Linked DNA regions of Mus musculus: all the other regions are linked to region 3. Evidence: chromatin loops called from intact Hi-C (ENCODE). Cell type or tissue: left cerebral cortex. All regions are shown on one strand.

Evidence for each region. Hi-C counts contacts between places; a loop is a spot of excess contacts. Peaks named below come from ENCODE experiments on the same cell type or tissue, not always from the same donor. Only the 100,000 strongest peaks of a DNase experiment are listed, where the experiment ranks them.
Region 1: it touches region 3 in a loop (2.6-fold over the local background); 16 of 42 quality-filtered maps call a loop at or near these places.
Region 2: a loop joins it to region 3, with 2.8 times the contacts of the local background. A loop is called at or near these places in 4 of 42 quality-filtered maps.

Annotation. Positions count from the first base shown.
Region 1 is chr9:62,241,176-62,249,175 of GRCm38, reverse strand. A730043L09Rik (RIKEN cDNA A730043L09 gene) reads left to right here and starts at 5,076. Exons shown (of 3, transcript NR_040769.1): 1 at 5,076-5,232; 2 at 5,375-5,488; 3 at 5,647-6,580. In left cerebral cortex, CTCF peaks have their summits at 3,348 (motif pointing right), 4,463 and 4,664 (motif pointing right); a DNase peak (open chromatin) is centred at 4,695; H3K4me3 peaks cover 220 bases.
Region 2 is chr9:61,943,965-61,951,964 of GRCm38, reverse strand. Kif23 (kinesin family member 23) reads left to right here and starts at 5,166. Exons shown (of 23, transcript NM_024245.4): 1 at 5,166-5,353; 2 at 6,546-6,615; 3 at 7,634-7,762. The coding sequence starts at 5,343. In left cerebral cortex, CTCF peaks have their summits at 3,780 and 5,103; DNase peaks (open chromatin) are centred at 3,753, 5,138 and 5,787; H3K4me3 peaks cover 2,263 bases; H3K27ac peaks cover 913 bases.
Region 3 is chr9:62,117,571-62,125,570 of GRCm38, reverse strand. Glce (glucuronyl C5-epimerase) reads left to right here and starts at 2,962. Exons shown (of 5, transcript NM_033320.5): 1 at 2,962-3,086. It overlaps Mir5133 (microRNA 5133), which reads left to right and starts at 2,977; the gene lies at 2,977-3,053. In left cerebral cortex, a CTCF peak has its summit at 3,631 (motif pointing right); DNase peaks (open chromatin) are centred at 2,772, 3,651, 4,017 and 6,668; H3K4me3 peaks cover 2,765 bases; H3K27ac peaks cover 1,611 bases.

The sequences.
Region 1 (8,000 bases), 120 kb before region 3:
ATGCGCGTGTCCCTCTATGTGCATGTTTGTGTGCATGGAGGTTGGAGGTAAACCTTGAGTGTCTTTCTCCATCACTGTCATCTTATTTCTTTCTTTCTTTCTTTCTTTCTTTATTTGAGGCAGGATCTCCCACTGGACCTGGAGCTCCCGTTGTCTCCTGCTCCCCAGTCCTGGGATTACAAGCACACTACACCATACCCAGCTTTCCCACATAAATTCTAGAATTCCAGCACAGGTCCTCATGCTTGTGCGAGAAGCACTTTACCAAGTCCCTTTTACAACTTTGTAAAATGTCTCTTGCTCTCAAGTTAGTTGAACTTTTATATGTGTGACACAAGGTTTCCATCAAGTCGATCATCTTCTTCTTTGGCATTTCAAGTACTCGTACGTTAGATTGCTTGACGTTATCTCACAGACATCCCACCTCTCTCATGCCTGCGTGAAGTCTTGCTCTTGCCTCTCTCTTCATTCTGGATTGTTCCTGTTGCCAGTGTGTGCTGGCTAGTTTTATGTCAACTTGACACAAGTGTTAGTCTTTGGAAGGAAGGATTAAGAAAATGACTCCAGACAATCAGCCCAGTCTGTAGGCAAACCTAAGAGCATTTTCCTAATTAGTTATTGATGGGAGGGGGCCATTGTGGTTCACCGTGTAGGTCATCACAGCAACAGTGTCTTAGTTAGGGACTATTGCTGGGATGAAATACCATGCCAAAAGAAAGGTGGGAAGGAAAGGGTTTATTCAGCTTCTGCTTCTCCATCACAGTTCATCATCAAGGAAGTCAAAAGAATTCTAGCAGGGCAGGAACCTGGAGGCAGGAGCTGATGCAGAGACCATGGAGGAGTGCTGCTCACTGGCTTGCTCCTCATGGCTTGCTCAGCTTGCTTTCTTGCTTGTTTCCTTCCTTCCTTCTTTTCTTTCCTTTCTTCCTTTTTTCTTTTACTAAATTATTTCATTTATTTACATTCCAAATGTTGCCCCCTTCCTCATTCCCCACTCTGTTTTCTTATAGAACTCAAGACCATCATCCCAGGGATAGTACTACCTACAATAGCCTAGGCCCTCCTCTCTTGTCAATCATTAATTAAGAAAATGCCTACATGAGCCAGCCCCGGAGATGTGAGAACAGGAGAGCTGGCCCAACCCCTTAAAGGCTGCATCACTTGGGGGAGTGGGCCCCACATCTTGACTGGACAGCACAGCGGAGCTGGCTCTGGAGGAGTGGGTATTGTTGAGATAGCCCAAGTGCATGAGAGCAGGAGAGCTGCCCTTGCTCCCTGGTGATGGCAGCAGCATCAGGTGGCTATCGGAATCAGTGCTGGAGAGGTGGGGAGGATAAGGGAAAGCCAGGGCACTGACTAGCTAGCTCAGCTACCACCTGGGCCCAGAGCAAGTTGGTCCACCCCCAAATCTATATCATCTGCAAACGGTTGGGACACGTGAAAGGGCAAGTCTTGCTGATCCAAAGTCCCAGGATCTCCATGACACAGGATAAACAGGAGGAGACCCAGTGAGGATTGATGGTGTCAGAGAAGCCAGGGGTCAAGGACTCATTGCAATGAACATTTGCAAGTGAAGATGTGTGGACAGAGGGATCTACTGTGGGACAGCTTCCCTCGTGAGATGTTTGTTTTCTATGCTTTGTTTGTCTGTGTATTTTTCTTTTTATTTTGGAGAGTGGTTTGCAAGGGAGGATATAAGGGAACAGGGAGACAAGCTGGACTTGGGTGCATGATATGAAACTCACAAAGAATAAAAAAAAGGTGTGTGTGTGTGTGTGAGAGAGAGAGAGAGAGAGAGAGAGAGAGAGAGAGAGAGAGAGTTCTCAACTCAGGTTCCTTCCTTTTAGATAACTGTAACTTGTGTGTCAAGCTGACATAAAACCAGCCAGCACAAATAGCAACCCTAATACCATATCTTCATTTGGCTGAGTCCATGTTCCCTACTTTTTTCCTTAGCAGCGCCCTTTTAAAGCATGGTTTTATTGCATTTTATTTATTAATTTTGTTTGTGTGAGAGCCATGGGGTACATGTGGAGGGCAGGGGACAACTTTCAGGAGCTGGTTTACTCCTTCCACCGTGTGGTTCCTAGGAATTGAACTCAGGTCATCAGGCTTGGTGGCAAACACCTGTACCAGCTGAGTCATCATATCTCTGCCCCTGCTTTGATATTCTCTCTCTCTATATATATATCTATAGATATATATAGATATAGATATAGATATCACACATATGCAAACACACACACACACTGTAGCTGTCTTCAGGCACACCCAGAAGAGGGCATCAGACATCAGATTCCATTACAGATGTTGTGAGCCACCATGTGGTTGCTGGGAATTGAACTCAGGACCTCTGGTAGAGCAGTCAAGTGCTCTTAACCACTGAGCCATCTCTCCAGCCCTGCTTTGATATTCTTGAGAGCATTTGGAAGAGAGCTGGTGTGGGTGTTTAGACTGGTAGAGTTCATTGGAAACAGACTCTGTGTGGCTTTTTAATTAATCTCAAGATTGTCATGAGTGGATTCAAATTCCTTTGATAAACACAGCTTATAAGTTCAAGTAAACAGACACAATTTCTCACAAGAAACAGTTAAACAGATGTCATTTTCAATAACAAACATCCAAAGGCTTAAACTCCAGCCAGCAGTCTTTGAGAGATAAACCTTAGGATATTGCAAAGAAGCTCTGCCCTTTCTGGTAAATAACAACCACGGCAAATATTTGCAGGGTGCTGGCTTTGCTCTGTGTGCGTCTACGTATATGAATCCATTAGAAACCCCATTTTGTAACAGCGAGCCAGAAGCAAAGGCTCGATGTAATTTAAAATGCCTAGCTGCCGGCATACGAATACTCGCAGCCCGCTTCTCCCTGATCTGAATAAACACAGGGTAAAGCAGACGCAGAGCTTCGCTCTCCCCAAGCCGCTTGAGCCAACAGCTTTATTACATTGAACCTTCTTCTGAGATTTCTCATTAATCACAGCTGAAGCGCGTAGCCTCTGATCTTAACTTTAATTATGAAACCTTGAGGTTCGGTGGTTTTCAATTTCCAATTTCTCTAGTTTGAGCTTCATTCACCCTGAGCTGGAATCTGTATTTTGTCCTTAGAGGACAATAGGTGCAGGGCATGTACTTCCTGCTCTTCCTGTTTCCTCCCTGATAGGATACAGATGCTTGTATTATCTACCTGTAGCTCGCTCTCCAGGACTGAGCTGTCGGAGCCGGGCATGATAAGAGTGCTTGCTTAGAGGGCATTTTGATTCCAGCCCTGCTAAAAACGAGAAGAAGGACTCTATCTATCATGGGCCTTGGTAGGGGTAGTCTTACTGGAATGAGGTAAAGCCCTGCAGCCTGCAGGGGGCAGTGAGGCTGAGTCCAAGGTTGCAACAAGAAATACAGAAATACGGGCCAAGCAGCCAAGCTGTGATACTAATTTTATAGCCAAAGTTCAGACAGCTCTGTGATGTGCATCTATGATGTTTTCCTCCTCTGTGTGTGCACGTGTGTCTGTCTGTCTGTCTATCTTGGTCCCTTGCCCTCCTTTTACCCATGCCTCATTGATCTTCTGAGAAGCGAGATGCAGACAATACCTTTCTGCATCCAGTCATCTGGTTTACATACCTAAGAATCCAGCCACCTGGGACGTAGCCACCCTGACAACCTCTCCTCGTCAGTCTTTTCCACTGGGACCGAGGCTAATCACATGCCCTGGTTGTTCCAGTGAAGGTGGTTGGAAAAGAGGGGCTCACTCGCACGAAGCTTCGCCTGTTGGAGCTGGGGCCAGGCCTGGTGCTAGGGCCTTCCCCACAGTCTCCAGTAATCGAAGGTGGGACAGTGGGTAAAAGCACTTGCCACATGTGTATGAGGTTCCAAATTTGGACCCCCTAGAGCCCACACAAAGGCAGACATGATAGCACATGTCTGTAATCCCAGTTGCCTTAGGGCAAGACAAGAGATGGAGTCAGGAGACTCCCCGAAAGCTGCAGGTGCACTCTGCTCTTGGACTGAATATTCAGTTTGAGCCTCTGCTTCAGGTTCCCCCCTATGGGAATTTTCTCCCCTGCTGTGATGGGCTGGACCTCAAACTGGGAGTCAGAATAAACCCATCCTTCTTCAAGTTGTCTTTGCCAGGGTCTTTTCTATCAACGAACTGGAAAACAACCATCTAGTTATGCGCCTGTTGCTGTAATAAAGCACTTTGGGAGGGAAAGGGTTTATTTCATCTTACAGTTCTACATTGTAGTGTGTCAGTCACCAAAGGAAGTCAGGGCAGGGACAAGAGGCAGGGACTGAAGCACAGCCTGTGGAGGAGGGCTGCTTTCTGGCTTGCTCCCCACAGCCTGCTCAGCCCATTATTTTTAATACAATCCAGGACCTCTAGCCCAGGGGCGGCATAACCCACAGAGGGCTGGGTCCTCCCACATTAATCATTAATCAAGAAAATGCCCCATAGGATTATGTATAGGCTAATATCACAGGGCACTTTGCTAGTGCAAGTCTCTCTTCCCAGATGAATGAAGTCTGTGTCAAGTTGACATACAACTAACCCGGAAAGGAGCTAAGACACTGGTCATAGGTGAAAGAACTTGGTCGGAAGAATTGAGTGTCCTTCTGTCCCCCATGACTAATCGAAAGTGCCCTTTGCTTTCTCTATAGGCAGACTCCAGTTGTCCACAAGAGGGCGCTGTAGAACCAGGGAATCTCCGGAGGCTTCACTTCACTTCACCCGGAGGCAGGATCGTTCCTAAAGGGTTTAAATGGAATGAAAGAGGGCCTGGAGGACGCACCCTGTTACAGACTCTCTGCTTCAGGCAGCACCTCCAGGCTCAGTCTCTGACCATCTGTGGGTATCTGTCCTTCTTCTCTGTAAGCTGTGAACTTCCCAGGGTCTGACCTGTGGTGCCGGAGACCTAGCACGCGTGAGGTGGACAGGCCTAAGCTGGCTGAGAGTGTCACTGGAGCACGGGAGTACTGAAACGTACGAGCTCTGGAAAGGAGTGCAGCACATCAAGTTGTCAGCTGGGATCTGGAGACCAGGAGTGCAAACACAGCGGGCGGAGTGACGCTGCCAGAGCCATTCTGCTCTGAGAGACAGCAGGCATTAGCAAAACCAACCGTTAGGTGCACAAGTGCCGTTTGTTAATGCGCTGGGAGCCAGAGGACACTGATGGGAGGAGAGGTCACACAAGCTTTACTGAGAAGTGTCACTAGCCTGGCAGACAAGACTGAAAAGGTGGGGGGCGGTGTTAGGGACAGCAGCAGAGATTGTCCCTGTGCAAACACCTGGTCAGCAGTCGGGTCACTGGACTGACATAGTTTCTGCTGTGCTGTGCTTGGAGATGTGCCTCTCTGAGCCATCACTTTACCATCCACAGAGTGAACAAATCGATGTGTGTCGGGTGCAGACGTCGAAGCCCACGCCTGTAATCCAGCACGTGTGGATATGAAGGCAGAAGAATCAGAAATGGAAGGCCAGTCTCAGCGCCGTGGTGAGTTCAAGGTCAGAGTGGGCTACATGAGATCCTTCCTCAAAAAAAAAAAAAAAATTGATGTTTTTGTGGCAAAAGGTATATTTTTTTAAAAAAAGAAACCCCAATAGAACATTATGTTTAAAAAAGACTATCTGACATGCCTGTTCACGTGACAGAAAAATAAATGACGGGCCAGAGAGATGGCTCAGCAGATGAAGGTACTCGCCACCAACACTGACGACCAGAGTGCCACTCCAGGACCCAGATGGTGGAAAGAGAGAACCAGCTGCTTAGGACTGTTCTCTGACCTCCACATGCCCTCCCCCCTTTCCCTTTTCTCCGTCCCCCTCTTTCCCACTCCTACATGATTCTCTCACCCATGGGGGGGGGGCCCAGCCCGGTGACCATACCCTACTCAGGGTTTCCTTCTCCCGTGGCCCCCAATCACAGGGATGCAGTGAGCATCCAACAGTCTGGCTCCAGTTCAGATATTAAAGCGCCATCTTTAGGAACTGTCCCAGGTAGCTGCCAAGGGTACCCTATCTCCCCACCCTCTGCTTTCACCTGAGCTCCTTATCCTGGGCACATGCTGGAGACATGCTCAGCAGTCATGAGCACGGCTGTTCTTCCAGAGGACCAGGGTTTGGTTCTTGGTACCCATAGCTGGTGGTTCACAAAGCCTGTGACTCCAGTTCCAGGGGATCCTATGGTCTCTCCTGGCCTCTGTGGGCAGCACCACACACACTCTTGTTACACACATTGTGGTGGTTTGAATGAAAATGGCTCCCATAGGCTCAGAGGGAGTGCCACTGTTAGGAGATGTAGCCTTATTAAAGTAGATATGGCCTTGCTGGAGGAAGTGTGTCACTGGGGGTGGGCTTTGAGGTTTCAGATGCTCAAGCCAGGCTCAGTCACACTCTCTCTTCCTGCTGCCTGTGGATCCAGGTGTAGAACTCTCAGCTACTTCTCCAGTGCGTCTGCCTATATGCCTCTGTGCTTCCCACCATGGTGACAATGGACAAAACCTCTGAGCTATAAGCCAGCTTCCTTTATAAGTGTTGCCATGGTCATAGTGTCTCTTCGAAGCAATGGAAGCCCCATATAAGACACACATAAATAAAAAATAAAACCTTAAGACTTTAGCCAGGAGTTACTCATGATGATATTTTAAATCCATATACTTATGCATGGCTTATGTAATATTTTTTAAATAAACAAATGTAGAGATGGTAATGTCACCTGAGATCTCCAATACTGGATGGGGGGAGATAGCTCAATAGGTAACGCCACTGCTGTACAACCATGAGTACCTGAGGAAAAATAGCTGTGTATGGTGGGGTGCACCTGTCCCCCCACTGCACTGGGGACCCCGGGAGGTTATTGACCAATAACCTGAACTATCTCCAGATTCAATGAGGGACCCTGACACCAAACATAAGGAGGAGAGTGACAGAGAAAGGCATGTGACATCAGAACCTGGCCTCACTCGGCCACACATAGCTGCACATGCTACACACAGAGGTGGGAGATTTCAAGAGCTCAAGTGAGTGTATTTCAGGTAATGGCCAAGGGATGGGCCACCCAGTGTATAGGGGGAACACCAATGCCCAGACATGGGCATTATTCATTATTTTTAGTCCCAGGCTTAAGTGATCTAAGTATTAAAATGAGAAACAGCCTCATGGAAGTCTGAGGCTGGCCTGAAAAGCCTGCATAGATCATGAGCAGATATAAAGATAAAGTTGTGGACACAGGGACCAAGCTTAGCACAAGCCCAAACGGGAGTCCAGACACCTGGGGCATGGTCTGTGCCAAACAAGTACATCGCCAGTCTTTTTATGGCTCATCTTTATAGTGATCTTGCTCTCCTTTAAAAATAAGGTTAATTTCAACAAGGTGTTTATTTTATGATGGAATCCATTCTGTAAGGAGGAAGGGGCAAGCTCCACGTCAGGGGGTGGTGGGATGGAGACCTGCCTCTCAAGGGAAGCTTCCAGACGTCCAACTCTCACCATCCAGCTTGGCAAAGGAAAAAGCTGCAAAAAAAAAAAAAAAAAAAAAAAAAAAAAATCCAAATTTGCCTAGATCTGAGTTTTAACACACAGATAAATTTTTCTAAACACCCTCAAAGGCCATTCAAGGGAAATAAATGGCTTTTCCTCCCTCCAGTGACACACAGTTACCTCCACTCCTGGGTGACTCCTGGGGAGAGGTGAACAATGTCTAGACAGCTCAGAGAGAGCACCACGAACAGACCAAAGACACTCTCCCACTGGGATATGACTCAGTGGACCAGGGAGTCTGTGGGGTTACTCGTGGGAGCACAGTGACTCTAAAGCAGCTACAGCATAGAGAAGCCCACCCAAGCGCCAGTGAGGTCTCCGCAAAGCTGCATACCTATAGTTCCCTTCTGGACTTGCAGGAGGCTCAGCACGGTGTAAAGGCTAATTCTGATTGTCTAGTTGATTGGATCTGGAATTACCTAAGAGACATGCCTCTGTGTCCATCTATGGAGGTGTTTCTAGGATGG
Region 2 (8,000 bases), 170 kb after region 3:
CCCATGAGAGAGAGAACATGTCCTGGGGGCGGGGGGGGGGGGTCACACTTGGGTCATCAGACTTGGGGTCAGGCATCCTTACTGGCTTATCCATCTCACTAGCTCCAACCCTACTTTTTAAAGAAAAAAAACAAAAACATAATTTTGGGTTCAGAAATATATTGGAAAATGCTAGAAGCATTTCCAGTCCCTAGCCCCTTCTGCAGTAGTGGGAGATTTGCTCAACAGCTGGCTAGCCAGGATGTATTTTCTAACTTGCTCAGTCCTTGAAGGTGGGGCATGCTTCACTCTCAGCCATACCAGGGTGAGAAAGTGTGTCATAACTTTGCTGCATCTCAGTTTCCTTCTGTCTGGAAGAGTCTCATAGTCTAAGCTACTGGTTCTTATCCTGTGGGTTTTGATCCCTTTGGGGGTTGAACAACCCTTTTGTAGGGGTTACCTAAGACCATCGGAAAGCATTTACATTATGATTCATAACAGTAGCAAAATTCCAGTTATGAAATATGAGTGAAAATATTTTTATAGCTGGGGGTCACCGCCACAAGAGGAACAGTATTGCAGGGTCACGGCGTCAGGAAGGTTGAGGAGCACTGGTCCAAGCCGTCTAACTACTGGGATGATTAGTTCTACTTTCTGTGTGTGCTATACATTTGAAACGTGGCTTACAAGTTTGTATTTATTCCATGTGGGTTTATTATCCAGGCCCATCTTACCTGATCTTGTTTCTGGAGTAGTAGAAGATAAATGCCTAACCTCTCACTGGACAGAAGCCAGGGAACCAGAGACAGTGTTTGCAATGCAGATGATAAGTGTCCAGTCAGGGTGACAGTGTTTACAGAATGGCCCTGTCTCCATTTTATCTCCTCCTCACACACCTGAGCCCCAGCAGTTGCTCTTCATTGGCATTTATAGGCTTCCCACAGCTGGACTTGCTTCTCTGAGTGTTTTAGTAACTTGTAGTTAACCATCACACTGTGTACTTGGAACAAAATATAGTTTTAAGCAGCTGTAGTGCCAGACCCCTTTCAATGATTTGCATAGGTCCTCTTGCCCAGAAATTAAAGGTATAATTTACCAGACCCATAGTCCTACCCAAGAGAAAGAAAATGTGTGTGTGGGAATACACTCTTCTATGCAAGTTATAGCTCTTTCATTCATAATTGCCCAAATGAGGAAAAAGTTAAATTCCTACCAGCTAAGGACTGGATGAACCTTCAAGCGTTCATACAATGCAGTGCTATTTGGAAATGACAAGGTACAAACTGCAGGTGCATGCAATGCAGGGATAAATTTCCTGCTGGATAGAAAAGATGGGAAAAGTCAACATCAGGGGAGGGAATCAGACAAGCAGGTGTCAAGGGTTGGGGATGGGGGCAGGTGCCAACGAGGAAGGGGCAGCATGGGATACATTTGTGAGATAGAAACTATGCCTCACATTTAACATTTTTTGTCATTTTTTTTTTTAAACAGTCTTTCTATATAGTCCTGGCTGTTCTAGAACTTCCTATGTAGACTAGGCTGGCTTCAAATTCACAGAAATCTACCAGCCTCTTTGTCCTGAGTGCTAGGATTAAAGGTGTGTACAAACACACCCAGCAGCCTAACTTGGTTTTGTTTTTCTTTTTAGACAGTCTCCTGTAGCCAAGGCTGGCCCTGAACAGGCTTTCCAGCTAAGAATCAACATAAACTTCTTGGCTCTGTCTGCCTCCACCAGGAGTCCTAAGCACTCCGTTTACAGGCATGCTCCACCAAACCCAGTTTATATGGGTCTTGGGGCTTTGTGAATGCTAGACAAGCAAGCTAGCTCCATTGCCTGTTCCTCAATATGATTAAAACAAAGAAGATGTGTGTTTTAGACAGCTGGAGAGATGGTTCAGCAGTAAAAGCTTACTGCTCTTTTTCTGTTTTGTTTTGTTTTGTTTTGTTTTTCGAGACAGGGTTTCACTGTGTAGTCCTGTCTGTCCTGGAACTCACTCTAGACTAGGTTGGCCTCGAACTCAGAAATCCTCCTGCCTCTGCCTCCCAAGTGCTAGGATTAAAGGCATGTGCCACCACTCTCCGGCAAAATAAAACATTTTTAAAAGACTTATTTTTATGTTTTAATTATATATAAACAAGGTGTCAATATAAAATATGTATCTGTCTAGGACAGAAATGCCTGGGAATAGAAATACCGTTAGAGAACAGAGAGGGTGTCAGACCCCCTGGAGCTGTTATTTACAGGTGGTGGCTAGCAGCCTAAAGTAGGTGCTGGGAACAGAACTTGGTTCAACTGAAAGACCAGTGATCACCCTTAACCACTGAGCCATCAATTCTGACTTTCAAAAAAGCCTCTCAGCCTGGTGGTGATGGTACACACCTTAAATACCAGTGTTCAGGAGGCAGAGGCAAGCGGGTCTCTATGAGTTTGAGGCCAGGCTAGTTTACAAGAGAGAGTTCTGAGACAGCCAAGGCTAACAGAGGAACCCTGTCTTGAAAAACCCAAACCAAAACACACACACACACAAAAACCCCACCACCACCAACAAAAGACAAACAAAAAAAGTAAACCAAAAAAGGTCTCCCAGTTAAGGCCCACTTTACAAGGTGGATCTGGTGGGATCCGGTAGGATCCAATGCCCAATACTGCTTCGGTGGCCAAGAGCCTAAGAGTGGCTAGGATATGGGCCTAAGAGAAAACCAAATACTCTTCTCTATTATTCTGCTAAGGGAACATAGCAATAAAGTGACTGCCCAGCATCTCACTCAGCCCACAGAGAGGCTTCCTCTTACGGTTGATGGGAACTAACACGGATACCCACCCCTGGATAACATGGGGAGAGTGAGAGATTTTAGAACATTTAGTCTTAAATGTGATGTCTTCAACTCAGCCTCAGGGCTGAGCGGGGTGTGTAGCTTGAAAGAGCCAGAGGGTGTGATGACTTCAATTTTCTAGCCACAACAGGGCTGGCACACATAGGGACTCACAGGGACCTTTGCAGGGGCACAAGCCTGTTGGGTACCAGTGCTCTCACCTCTAGCCAAGAGGCTGTCTGTCCTGGTTACCTGCTTGCAAAGGAAATGTTAGTTTCTCCAATGGAGTCTCCACTGTGTACACAAATCACACTTATGGGCAGGGCCCCCATGCCCGGCAGTAGCCTGGCCGCCAACACAAAACAATGATATTTTTGTAGACTTTTTGCTTCATTTTGCTTTGTTAAGGCATATTGGACTTTTGTGTGTTATTTTTTGTTTGTTTTATTGAGCTTTTATGTGTATATGATGGTCTCCAGTTTGTGTTTTTGTGGATTTCTGTGTGTGTGTGAGTTTCTCCCCCCCTCTCTCTTTTTTTCCTTTGTCTTTTTTTTAAGCGGGGGGGGGGGGGGGGGGGGTGGTTAGAAAGGGCATGTAGGAGGGTGGGCGTGGTGCACACCTTTAATCCCAGCACTTGGGAGGCAGAGACAGGTGAATTTCTGAGGCCAGCCTGGTCTACAGAGTGAGTTCCAGGACAGCCAGGGCTACACAGAGTAACCCTGCCTCGAAAAACCAAAAACCAAAAAAAAAAAAAAAAAAAAGAAAGAAAGAAAGAAAAAAGAAAAGAAAAGAAAACGAATGAGTTAGAGAGCCTTACTATGGATGGACAGGAGCAAGAGAGAGAAAACCCAGCATGAGTCAAAGCTACAGATGGAGCATGGGAGAGCCCCTCCAGTGTCCTTCAGTGAGAGCCTCCACCGCTTTCAACGCTTAGGGCCATGCCCATAGTGGTAAGCACCGAGCGTGCAACAGTGCCATCTAGCGAGGCTGAAGAGGATACGCTGGGAGAGGACTCCGTAAACAGGGGCCGGGCACCGCGTGGGGTGATGCTGAAATCAACGGTGCAGTGAGGGGCGGCAGGGGCTCTGGGATCCAGAGAAGGTGAGGCATTCTCCGAGGAAAGGAAGGCTGAGAGACAGCAGAGAGACTCGAGTGTGGGGGCAGAAACGTTCCACGCATGAGCGTTGGGCTTGGGACAGGTGAGAGGTGACGCAACTGAACAGGAAGACTAGCCTCAGGGCCCCACTGAGGGTCTCAAGCAAAGGGCGATGACCCACCCTAGGGCTCTCCCAGACCTGTGACTTATAGGTGAGAGTGCAGTCAAATGGATCGGTTTTGGAAAGTGATGGTGGCAAAGCCTGGTAGCTTTCTATCTGCTTCTGGAAATTTATCCATGGATGCATTTTCAGGTTTATTCATCGAAGCAGTTTGCAACAGTAAATATTGGAAAGACTAATGTCCAGTAATATGGACATTAACTATGGATATTAAACTGGCTATCCTTATCAGTGCTGGCCCTAAAGGAAGTTCTAAGTGGAGCTTGAGTCACAGAACGCAGGTGTGGCTACATCCCTGGGGAATCGTCAGCATGGGGGCTGGGATTAAATGAGAAAGAATCAACTTGTAGAAGGCAAAGGGTAAACGGTGGTTGCACAAGGGCAGTGGGTAGATTTTATGCATCTCTGTATATCCAGGAAACATCAAAATCAAGAATTTGAAGGTTAAGGATGTGTGGCTTAGTGGTATCACCTTTGCCTAACATTGTGAGGCTCTAGGTTTGATCACTAGCACCATGAAACACACACACACACACACACACACACACACACACACACACACACAGAGAGAGAGAGAGAGAGAGAGAGAGAGAGAGAGAGAGAACTGGAGAATCCAGAGAAAGGAACTTACAACAGGTTGTCTGCCAAGTTGGTATAGTCTTCAAGATCATTCTGGGGTCCTCACTGTAAGTGTGAGGCCAGCCTGGGATACAAGATACTCTCGTCTCAAAATAAATATCAAAAGTAAGATAAAATGTAAACGTAGAACTAAAAGTAAAGGTAAAAATAAAATATAAATACAATAAAATGAATAAGATGATGTGGTAGCCAGCGGCCAGCCTGAAATTAGAACATGCCCGACCAAGGCTTTACTTCCTTAGAGGTTCTCAGGACAAAGACTGGGAGATCTCAGCTTCTGCGTCAGAACGGAAGGGCGGAAGGGCCGGGATTTCCCCTCTCAGGTTTTTCTCCAGCGCTGCCCTCCTCAGCCTCCGGCTGGCGCCCTTGGGTTGCCAAGGAGACGAGCGCCCCTGCTGGCCGTGCCAGCGCTCCCCGAGGCCCCGCCCCTTCGCCGCAGGCGGCCGCTGATTGGCCTGTTTGAAATGCGCCGGGCGGGCGCACACTTGGGCTTGCAGCGTCGCCGCCGGGCTCTCCTCAGATTGAGTCCTGGTCCCCGCGGCCGTGGTTTGCTCGGCTTAGTTCCCGCCAGCCTTGCTCCTGTCGGAGCCCGACGTCCCGCGCGCGCGTCAGGATAGCACGGAGCCTGCGGTCATGAAGTCAGCGTGAGTACTGGTGGGAGGACTGCGTGGGGGTCGCCGCCCTCCTCACGCTGAGACTGGGGACTGCCCGGGAGCTGAGTCCGTAGTACAGTGTAGGCCGAAGCTCCGCACTGCAGAGTTCTGGTGGCTGGCGACCCTGGTGTGCCGGCGCCCTCCCAGTCCTCTGAGCCCGCGAAGGCTGCCTCCGAATCCGGGGCTGTCTGCCACCACCTCCTCGGGTTGCCATCCTTTGGGCTGCCCATCCCTCCCCAGCTTCCTTCCTCCCCGCCCGCTGCGCAGGTGGCAGGTCTGGGGACCCCGGGCGGCGCGCAGCCGGGGTGCGCGCTGGCACTTTGGGGGAGTTGAGCCTCCACAGCTCCGTCGGCATCCCTTCCCTAGTTCTAGCCTTGAGGTCAGGGTCCTTCTGCAGCTCCGCCACCTTGCGCTATCTTTGTCCCCAGGCCATCCCACACGCCTACTCTATCTCCCACGCCCACATTCCTCAGTATTCCTAGACTCTTCAGGAGAGCCACATCCTGGTTACACTTTTACTGCGAAGGAGGGCTGGCTTTAGAAATCGTTACTTTCACACGCACACACACGAAAAAAAAAAAAAACGGAACTTTTTAAAATGAGGAAACGTCAGTCTTTATATTTACTTAAGGATACCTACCCTAGTATATCGCTGGACTCTGGTTTGCTTCTAGTTTACGTGTGACTCTATTGAGAAAAGTACTTTAATAATCTACAGTCTAAACGAGTCTTTTGGTTTAATTTGTGTTAAATATTCTTGTAGCCTATAAACGAGAAAGGAAAAAAAAGTTAAATGATAGAGAATGTTGAAATAAAATAATTTTTTATATTGTTTACTTAAAATAGCAAGACATTTCAGCATTGTGAATAATCTAATCTTCCTACATAGCATGAGCAAATCTCTGAATTTGCACTCCAACACTTAAAAAAAATACAAACAAAAGTTCCACTGAGTACTAATGGTATCAAAAGTGTATTTTCCCAATTGAAATTTTAATGAGTTAAATTACATATACCACATTTCTCGAGTACAGTTTATTGTTTATATACATGTTATTTGCTGTGCGGTATTTGAGATTGCTGGGAAATGATTTTTTTAAGCCTTAGGAAGTTCATTGTTAGAATTTGTGATGTCTTCTATGTTAGTGTTGAATTTATGGCTTTTTTTTCTCTTTTTAACCAGGAAGGCTAAGACGGTCAGAAAACCTGTAATAAAAAAAGGATCTCAGACAAACCTTAAAGATCCAGTGGGGGTAAGGTGTGTGTGTGTGTGTGTGTGTGTGTGTGTATTTTCTTTCTTTAGTCCACTTCTTGTATGTGTGTGCTTGAAAGGGGAGGAAAGCAATATGAAAGTCGGGTTAAAGAGCACGCAGTTAAACCGATGCACTGAATTGTATAAAGCTGGGTTTAGCTGGGAAGTTTGCTTTCTGTAAAGGGACTCTTTAGTTGTTGACTGCAAACCTACTATCACTAATTAGATTTGAAAGGTTAAATGGTCTCTCCCAGCAGGTTCTACTCTTTGGGGTGGGGATGGGTGGGGACTTTTTCCTCAAGTCTTAGCCCTCTCCCACCTGTGTGTGGTAACTGACACGTACTCAAAGTTCATAGAGACTAGTGCAGAATAACTGGATTTAGTTAGTACCTCTTCCTGAAAAGAAGTTTCTGAATATCCCCTCCATCCCCCCACTGCCACTGCAGAGGGTCTCTGGCTCCCAACTGTACCACCTGCTGTGAACACAGCTATACAGGGTTTCCCCAAATGAGGTCCTCTACCCTCCAGATGCTGTGATTACAAAGTGAGCTACCATGCCCACCTGAGCTGGCTGTTGGAAATAACACCCAACTCTAAAGAATTTAATGGCTTTTTCAGCTATTCAGAGAGATTTTTATGTTGTTGCAATTTTATTTGTGCACAACAGTGAAGAGATTACGGTTCAGTTTAATATTTTAACCTAAACTTATTTTGATTTAATGCACCTTTGCATTTGATCATTCTGAGCTGTAGATTTGTTTTTTGTGACTCAGGAATTTATGTTTGTAGGCGAATAAACAGAACTTAAATGGAAAGTCAAGTGTGTGCTGAACATTCACAGAGGTGCTTGCCTAGAGTCCCAGCATCCTGGAGACTAGCAGGCAGATTGCTGAGAGCTCCAGTCCACCTTGGCCTACAGACTGAGAACTTGTGTCTCAACAAACGAAACAAACAGAAAAGCCAAAAAGAAAAATCAGGCAAAAAGTCAACCTTGTTTGAACACCTCTTTCTTTTTCCAGGTGTACTGTAGGGTTCGCCCCCTGAGCTTTCCTGACCAAGAATGCTGTGTGGAAGTGATCAATAGTACAACCCTGCAGCTCCACACTCCTGAGGGCTATCGACTCAACAGAAATGGGGACTATAAGGAGGTAGGTTCCTAGTGGAAGGAACCAAATTGTTTTCAGTTTTGGATTTAAAAATTCATGTGTGATCTCATTTGTGGGAAGGAATACTTTAGCCACCTTATCTAAAGTGTCTTTCATTTCTAGGACGTGCAGATAGAGTTTTGGAATGATGGAATTATCCGGTTGCTTTCAGGGGATGATGATGATTCTTCTTCTTTTCCTCTTCTTCCTCTTCTTCCTCCTCTTCCTCCTCCTCCTCCTC
Region 3 (8,000 bases):
ATTTCCAAGGCCTATATGGGCTTTTCCCAATATACTCATTAGTGTGTATGCACACATAAGTACGCCGATGTACCGTGGCTCATGTGTGGAGGCCAGAGGACAGCTTTCAGCCATCAAATTTCACCTATCACCCTGGGTCCTCGCAGGTGCTTTCTATAAGCTGCGCTATCTTGCTGGCTCTATCCCTGCACTTTCGAAGTGCTTGTTACATGACTATTTTAGAGTGGAAAAGAAGCTTGGATAGGTGAGCCTGATTGTCCTTAGAGTGGCAGCTCCTTTGCAGTGTGGGCCTGGCCCGATGTACTAGTTACTTTAACTATTGCTGAACCAAAATACTTGCCAAAGGAAGGGTTTGTTCTGACTCACAGAGGATAAAATCCATTATGGTTGGGAGTGACAGTGGCCCTACCAGCTTGAGTCAACTGGCCATCTTGCACCCACAGTTTGGAAGCAAGCAGAGAGCAAGCTGGTGCTAGTCTGTTACCTTCTGTATGTAGTCTAGGGACCCACCTATGAAGTGGTGCCACCCACTTTTAGGTTAGCTCTTCCATCTCAATTAGCCCAATTTAGAGCAATGTGCACAGACTTGCCCAGAGACTTGCCCCTAGGTGCTTCCAGAGCCCCATTAGGTTGATAATCAATGTTAATGCTCGCAAGGGGCTGTGAGATGTGGTGTGGAAAAGGCTTCTTTATGTTTTCTCTCTTTAACCTGTCTAGTTCCAGCAGAGGACTCTGTTAACAGAATTTTAAATCCCAACCTGACCATCTGCGCTTACCAATTATATTTGTTAAGAAAAAATGGTAAGCTTTTTAAAAATTGTCATAGGATGTTAGCTTGTTTTATGTATGTATAAATATACATATATATGTATAATACATATATATGTGTGTATATATACACACATATATATACACATATATATGTATTTTATATATATACATTTGATAGAAGTGCTTTCACACCTAGCTTCCTTACAGCCTCTACAAATATTTGAATTTGTTCGGGTTTCCCATTTAACACCAAATCAAGTCCAATTACTGTGGCTTGGTAGTCAAAGCCTTTCACTATCTGGCTCCTTTCTGATCTTGCCCCCCACCCCCACCCCAGATGGGGGAATCTATTTACTGAGCCATCCAACCTGCAGCCTGGCTCAGCTCACATGCTTTTTATCATTGCTCTGGTTTAGATTATTTTCTCTGAAAAGCTTCCATTTCTGCCTTTAATTTATATGGGCCATCCTAGTATTTTACCACCCAGCTCAAGCTTCAGAGCTGCCTCTCTTCCCTCTGGATTTTTCTAACAGCTTTTGTCTGAACCAATTTGTGGCTCTCAGAGTGTGCAGTGGTGTGTGGACATTTTTCTTATTATGCACAAGGTGTGCAATAAGATAAGGAGTCATCAATATTCAACCATTTTCAAACTAGGAGAGGGGACTTTAAAAAAAAAGTAGCTAAAGAATGAAAAGAACACAGTTAGGCAGGTGCTAAAGGAAGACATCCTGAGCGTTGTCAATGAACCTCCGAGAAGCCATTGGGGAAAAAGTCCCACCAAAGAGACCATTTGTCTAGTAGGAGAGAGGTCTTTTGAAACTGTTGGGAGAGCAGCAGATTGTGTGGGCAAACGCAGTATTGTAGCAGGGAAATAAGGGATGAGAAGGTGGGGACCACAATACACTTTAATTTTCTCAAGACGTGGGATTCTCAGGACAGGGCAGCTCGAGTGGATAGAACCGGCAGGGTAGTTGTGTTCTGTTCAAATAACAGGGGATAATGAGTGTGTTCTGGGGATAAAGGGGCTAAAAAATTGATAATGGGGGTGGGGGTGGGGGTGGGGGAGCTGACTGAGTCTGGGCCTGGCTGAGGTCCAGTGCACAAGGGCAGGAGTTAACCTTGAGAAAGAGTAAGGCTACTTTTTGTGTTGGGCAAGGGAGACTAGGGGAAGATGAAGGAAAGCTACAGGGCAGGCATAATAATGAGTGAAGGGACTTAAATGTGAGGGGGGAATGGGAAAGGCTAGGAAAGCCCAGTTTCTGAAGCCAGTACAGATAAGCACCACAGTTTCCATTCCTTCCTTTTAGATTTATTGAATGCTCTATACCCTACCTGTGCTAAACATTACTGGGCCCTATGGTCTGTAAAGATACAAGTTCTCGGGTTTGTTAGGTTAGCACTCGTTTGAGATTTCGTTCTTCATCTTTGTGGAAGACTTTAAGTAGAACGCACAAATGAATTAGAAAGGTCCTTTGTTGGACCAGATAAACTGGGTTGGAGCTTAAAGCACCCGTGACGATATCATCGCCGTTTGAAATAAAAACGGAAGAGAGTCCGAAATGGGAGAAAGCTACACTAAAGGAGGAGACCGAAGTGAGTAAAGTGAGGCTGTAAGTCTTCAGGCTGGCAGATGGGACCTCCCTGTTCACTTCAGAGAGCAGTGAAAACGCACGGACAGCTCTTCGGTTTAAGCACTATTTAGTTCAGCTTCTCCGCTAAGTGTCTCTACGGCGGCCGAAGAGGACCAAACTTTGCCCAAACCACGTCATCTAAAGTACCTCTGCAACTGCCCAGGTAGCAAACTGACATCGGGTCAGCAACACCTTCGCCCGCAATTTATTGATGATAGGCGGGGAGAATTAGCTCTACTCTTTTGCAATTGGTCACAGGAGAATGCGAGTCCCGCCTTCTGCGCTGCCACCGTTGATTGGTTTTTTGGAACTGTCATTCGAGGACTCTCCGCCCCCTCATCATAGCTCCTCCCCTTAATATGGCCCCTCCTCTTGGTGACCCCGCCTTCTACACCGAATCTAACAGGCTGACGGAGCTGCCATTCGAAGAGCCTCCGTCCCGCCCTCTCCTCCCCGGCATGGCCTCGCCCCTTACCGTGGCTGGGATCTCGCGGGAAGAGCCGCGGGCACGGCGGCGGCTCGGCTCCCCAGTAGCGCGCCGAGCGGGCGGGCTCTCCTCACACGAGCGCTTCCTCGCCGAGAGGCTGGAGCTGCGGCAGCGCAGGCCTGGGCCGCCGTGTCTCTGCCGCTCGCTTCAGTTTTCCTCAGGGCTCTGGGGGCCGCTCGTCCGCCGACGCGCCTCAGGTGAGGGAGCTCGTCGTGTCGTGGCTGAGGGGCGGCCGTGGCAAGTGGGCTCGCGACGGGGGCGGCTCCCGGGGATGCGCGGCGTTCCGAGTGCGGGGATCTTGGGTGACGCGGCGGGGGCTGGGGTCTCGGGGCTTCTTTGGCTTTGGAGTGGGGGTGGGTGGCTGCCCAGGCGGTCCCGGGTCTCTAGGGTCGCGGGAGCGCGTCCTGTGTCCTGCCTGAGAGCCCGGGTGCTGGCATAGCGCGGTTCTGGGACTTGGAGACCATTTCTGGCGATCCCGTGCAGTTGAGGGGCTTGGGATACAGTTTAGCCTTGTCCGGAGGGCACGGGGAGACCTATGAGCGGAGAGGGGTCCGCTTGGCATTCCTGGGGTAAAGCAGGAGGATGTCAGGGTTCCAGAGACTTGGGTTTGTTTAAGGTCGCCATGGGGTGATAAGACGATGCCCGTGTCCCTCCCGGGAAGGAACGGACTGGGTGGGTGTGGGTGGGGGCGGGAAGCGTGCATGGGGAGACCAACATTTGTATTGGGGTTTCTGCTTCGCCCAGAGGGGGGCGGTAACTGTGCGTGATGGTCCCCATTCTTTTTCGGGGCGACAAGGAGGGTGATTTTGCCGTGTGGGCGCGGCTCAGCGGTCTCTGGGTCTCCAGGGGTGCCAGACCCGGTTTCAGGAGCCACCCCATGGCACTGCTTGTGGCTTTCGGTATCTGACGGTCTCGATCTGGTCTCTCTCTCTTTCTCGATGAGATTTAACTCAGTGCTTCTTCGTTGGACGCTTGATCGGGGCAGTTGCCTAGTTGGAGACACAGTGGGCTTGTTCTGCAGTTTTCTTTTCTTTGCCCCAGGATACCTTTGGGGACGCGCTGGTGTCGCCGGAGCTCTGATCTCCGGAGGAGAGGAGAGGAGCGATACCAGACTTGAGCATGTTGTCTGGAATACCTGACTGTTGAGTGAGGGTTTAGATCTGAGGGTAGGGCGGCTGTGCGATTTGGGCTTTCTGTTTTAGGTAGTGTTTGATGGTCTTGCATGGTTAAATCTGTCCTGAATTTGCCTGGGTGTTAGGTAGTGCCAAGAAGCATCCTTTCTAAAGGTTTTGTGGAAGAGGGGTAATTAAAAACAAAAGTGTAGCATATTATGTATGTATGTCTCAAGTCCAGATTTCTACAAAAGCGTCATTGGCAACCTGTTAATGATGCCCTATTGAGCTTCTTTAGAGAATTCTGGTACATCAGTTTTTACCGTGGTTTGAATCTTACAGAGTTCTTGAAGACTCTGCCAGACTTAGGTGGAACTTAAAATGACTTATAGGTATCTGCCTGTGAGTGGTTTAAAAACGTGTGTCAGAATGTCTGTACATTTGCCTGAGAATTCTCCTGGTTAGGCAGTCTAATGTCACTTTAGTCTAAGGAAACATTGCTGAGGTGCTTGTAAACAGAAAATATGATATAAGCAGGCAAATTGAAGTATCTTTGCTTTGTCAGTCTTTTTCTTGTCAGTTTTTTTTAAAGATAATTTCTTCTGTCTTTTTAATTAGAAAGATTGGGGACAAGTTACTAAAGCTTTGAATTTTGCAATCATGTAAAAACAAACAAAGGAATGTACTGCAGTGCTAATTTGGGCTTTGGGGCTGGGTATTAGGTTAGTTTTCATTTTCTCACACCTAAGTATGGGATCATCTTTTATGATCATCAAAACTGATCAATTGAGCAAATATTTGGTTGAAACCAAAGCCCAAAAACTCAGTTTGAAAGACAAATGACAAAGTAGCCAAATTTCAGAAGCTTCAATCTCAATCTCTCTCTCTCTCTCTCCTCTCTCCCTCTCTTCCAGACCCTCTCTCTTCTCTCTCTCTCCCTCTCTCCCTCCATCCCTACCTCCCAAGGCTTTCAAACTTCAAAATAAGCATAGACTAACCCATCAGCAAAGGCAGGATCATCTGTTAGGCGTCATGATGCTATGATTGCAGTAATGCCTCCTATGTCAAGAAGGAAGCAACAGATAAATAAAACCATGATGACATTTCAGTGCTGATGAGGAAAACAGTGTCCTTGGGAATCAGCATTTCTTTTCCTTAAATAATCCCGAGTTATGATTAACATCTGTTGAGATAACCGGAAGCTGAGCTCTATACCTGCAAAATTATTTTTTCAAAAATTAAATTCTGATCAGTAGAGTTTGAACATTAATTAAATGTTGCCTCTTTGAAAAATGTTTTTTGTGATGTAAGCATGAAGAAAATCTGTAGAAACACAAATGGAACTTAACCATGTTTGCAGGTGTACTTAGGAGGGGAATGGATGGTAGAGAGCTGTCTGACTTTAAACTTTAATAGTCCTTGAATTCATTTCAGTGAGCAATGTTGCTCGAAAGAACATTAGATAAATCCAGAAATAAAAACATTTTCTACACTGCAAGCTTGTGAACTATACAGTATTTGCAGGCCTTTGTCAGTGTTGCTACATTTGCCTGTTTGTACTAATGAAAAACAAAAGTCTTTCCATTACCTAAACAATATGGGAGGTACATGGACAAGTGAGGTGGGGAGCACAACATGATAAAAAATGTACAGCTAAATGTTAAACACTTGAAAGATACTGGGTATTTGATTATATAGAAAGTATTTGTGTGTGTGTGCCTGCACACTGACCAGAAAGATTTTTTTATTCTTTGGTCAAACATAGGCACATTTAATGGATGTGTTTTTCTTGTGAGGCATATGAACCATAAACATAGTTTTATAGTTTCATTATTACAATGCTGCAAATGAGAGTACCAGAGTGGGTTTTGTATTATCACTCACAATTCCAGAACCATAATGTTATATACTAAAGCAGTTTCTAGAAAGGGAATTATGAGGCATGCGTGCTAGCATCACTGTACTGCTAATAGTGTGACCTTTGATAATTCTTGGTCTCTCAGGGCCTTGGTTTTCCATGTGTAAGTATATATATAAATAATAGATGCAAGAAAAGCCTTGTCAATACTTTGTACAAACCTCAGTTCCAGAGATTGTACTACATTGGTTTTTCTGTTGCAGACTCTACAATATGACATATACAAAAGCAAAGAGAATGAGTGGCTCATTCTCAGGATATAACTAGTTCTATATTATACATATACATATATATATATCCATTATATATGATTTCAGAAACTTCTTTATAGAGATAGGAAGTATTTAATTCTAGAATACACATTCATGAAGGTAAGTGCTTTTCTTTGGATCATTTAGTTTTGCATATTACAATGGTCTTATTTTTAGCATCTTTGTTTTTTGTATCTGATCCCTTACTGTGTGACAGAATACCCATACAATAATGCTAGGTTCTTTTTCAATTCTGTGGTAGAATGGGTGCACTCTCTAGTCAATGGCCCTAGGCTTGCCCCTTGATTTCCATCCTTATACTGCTTTCGATGTGGATCTGTTCATTGTGCCTTACTTAATACCCATTGTTCTTTAGCTCCAGGATTTAGTCCTAACTGTCATTACAAGGCCTTTCATCATCCCTTTGACTCATCTGCATTTTTCTCTACCGTAAACCTCAAGCTCCAGTTGCACTAATGAGAGCTGCTTACTGAATGAACCATCCTGTTTCCGTCACTCAGCCTGCAGTTAGATTCTTTCCACTGCTTAGCATGCCTTTTCTACTGCTGTAAAAACTACTGATTTTTCATTCTGCTTCACACTGTGCATTTTAGATCCTTTCTGGCTCTTCTTCCCTCTCCCTGGGTTATTCTCTCAAGTATTTTTGTTCATTCCTTCTGTAAGTTTATTTTTTACTGTAATTGTATCTTTTTCTAAATTCAAGGACAGTTTTTTTCATCCCTCTTTCTTGTTTACACAGAGGTGGCTCTCTTCTTACATGTTTGAAATCTAGAAGCCAGGTGCAGTGTCTTCATAATGTCCAAGATTAATTAACCTCATATGTCTGGCCTGTCCTGCTTTCCTAAACTCAGCTTCTTCTAGATGATCTTTTCATGCCTCATCCACAGACTGATATTAGAACTGTAGTTCTAAGCCTCAAATTAAGAAGTGAGACTGCCAGTACAATAGGAGTTAAGTTATACAGTAAAATTGACAGGAAAGTCCTGTAGAATTTTGAGGCAAGTACTATTCCTTAGCTCTTAGGTGGGATGCCAGCTTTCCAGTTCTGGACATAGGTGATTGATAGGTGTTGTACCTTGACTGCTTCTTACATGGAAAACAGTGTTTGCTAATGTGTGTGTGTGTGTGTGTTTACATTGGCTTCATAGTTGTTTTCAATTCGTTGCCTTTCATTTTCAAAGCAAATTATGACATTAACATGCTCTCAGATATTACCTCCCAAGAAGCAGGCAGTGAGTGTGCGTAGAGGTCTGATTTATACCATGTTTTATGCTTTTTCATACTACTATACTGCTTCCTGAATTAGGTTGCTTATTTGATGTTTTTAATTACTGATAGGTATTTTACTCACTTTATAAATGGAGAAGTAGGTTATAAAGTTTGTCTATTTGGTACCCCCCCCCCCAATACCTCAAAAGGAGAATTTGTGATACTTTGGCTTTAAAGACTAGCCATAAAGCTTTAGCATATGAGGATATTTCATATGCAGTAGTGGTTGAATAGCTTCCTCAGAATCACAGAACCTATCTGTAAGATATTTTCTGCTGGGTTGGCGGGATGGCTCAGCAGATAAGAGTACTGACTGCTTTTCCAAAGGTCTTGAGTTCAAATTCCAGCAACCACATTGGTGGCTCACAACCACCCGTAATGAGATCTGACACCCTCTTCTGGTGTATCTGAAGTCAGCTACAGTGTACTTATGTATAATAATAAATACATCTTTGAGCTGGAGCAAGTGGAGTTGACCAGAGCGAGCAGAGGTACTAAAATCAGTTCCCAACAACCACATGAAGGCTCACAACCATCTGT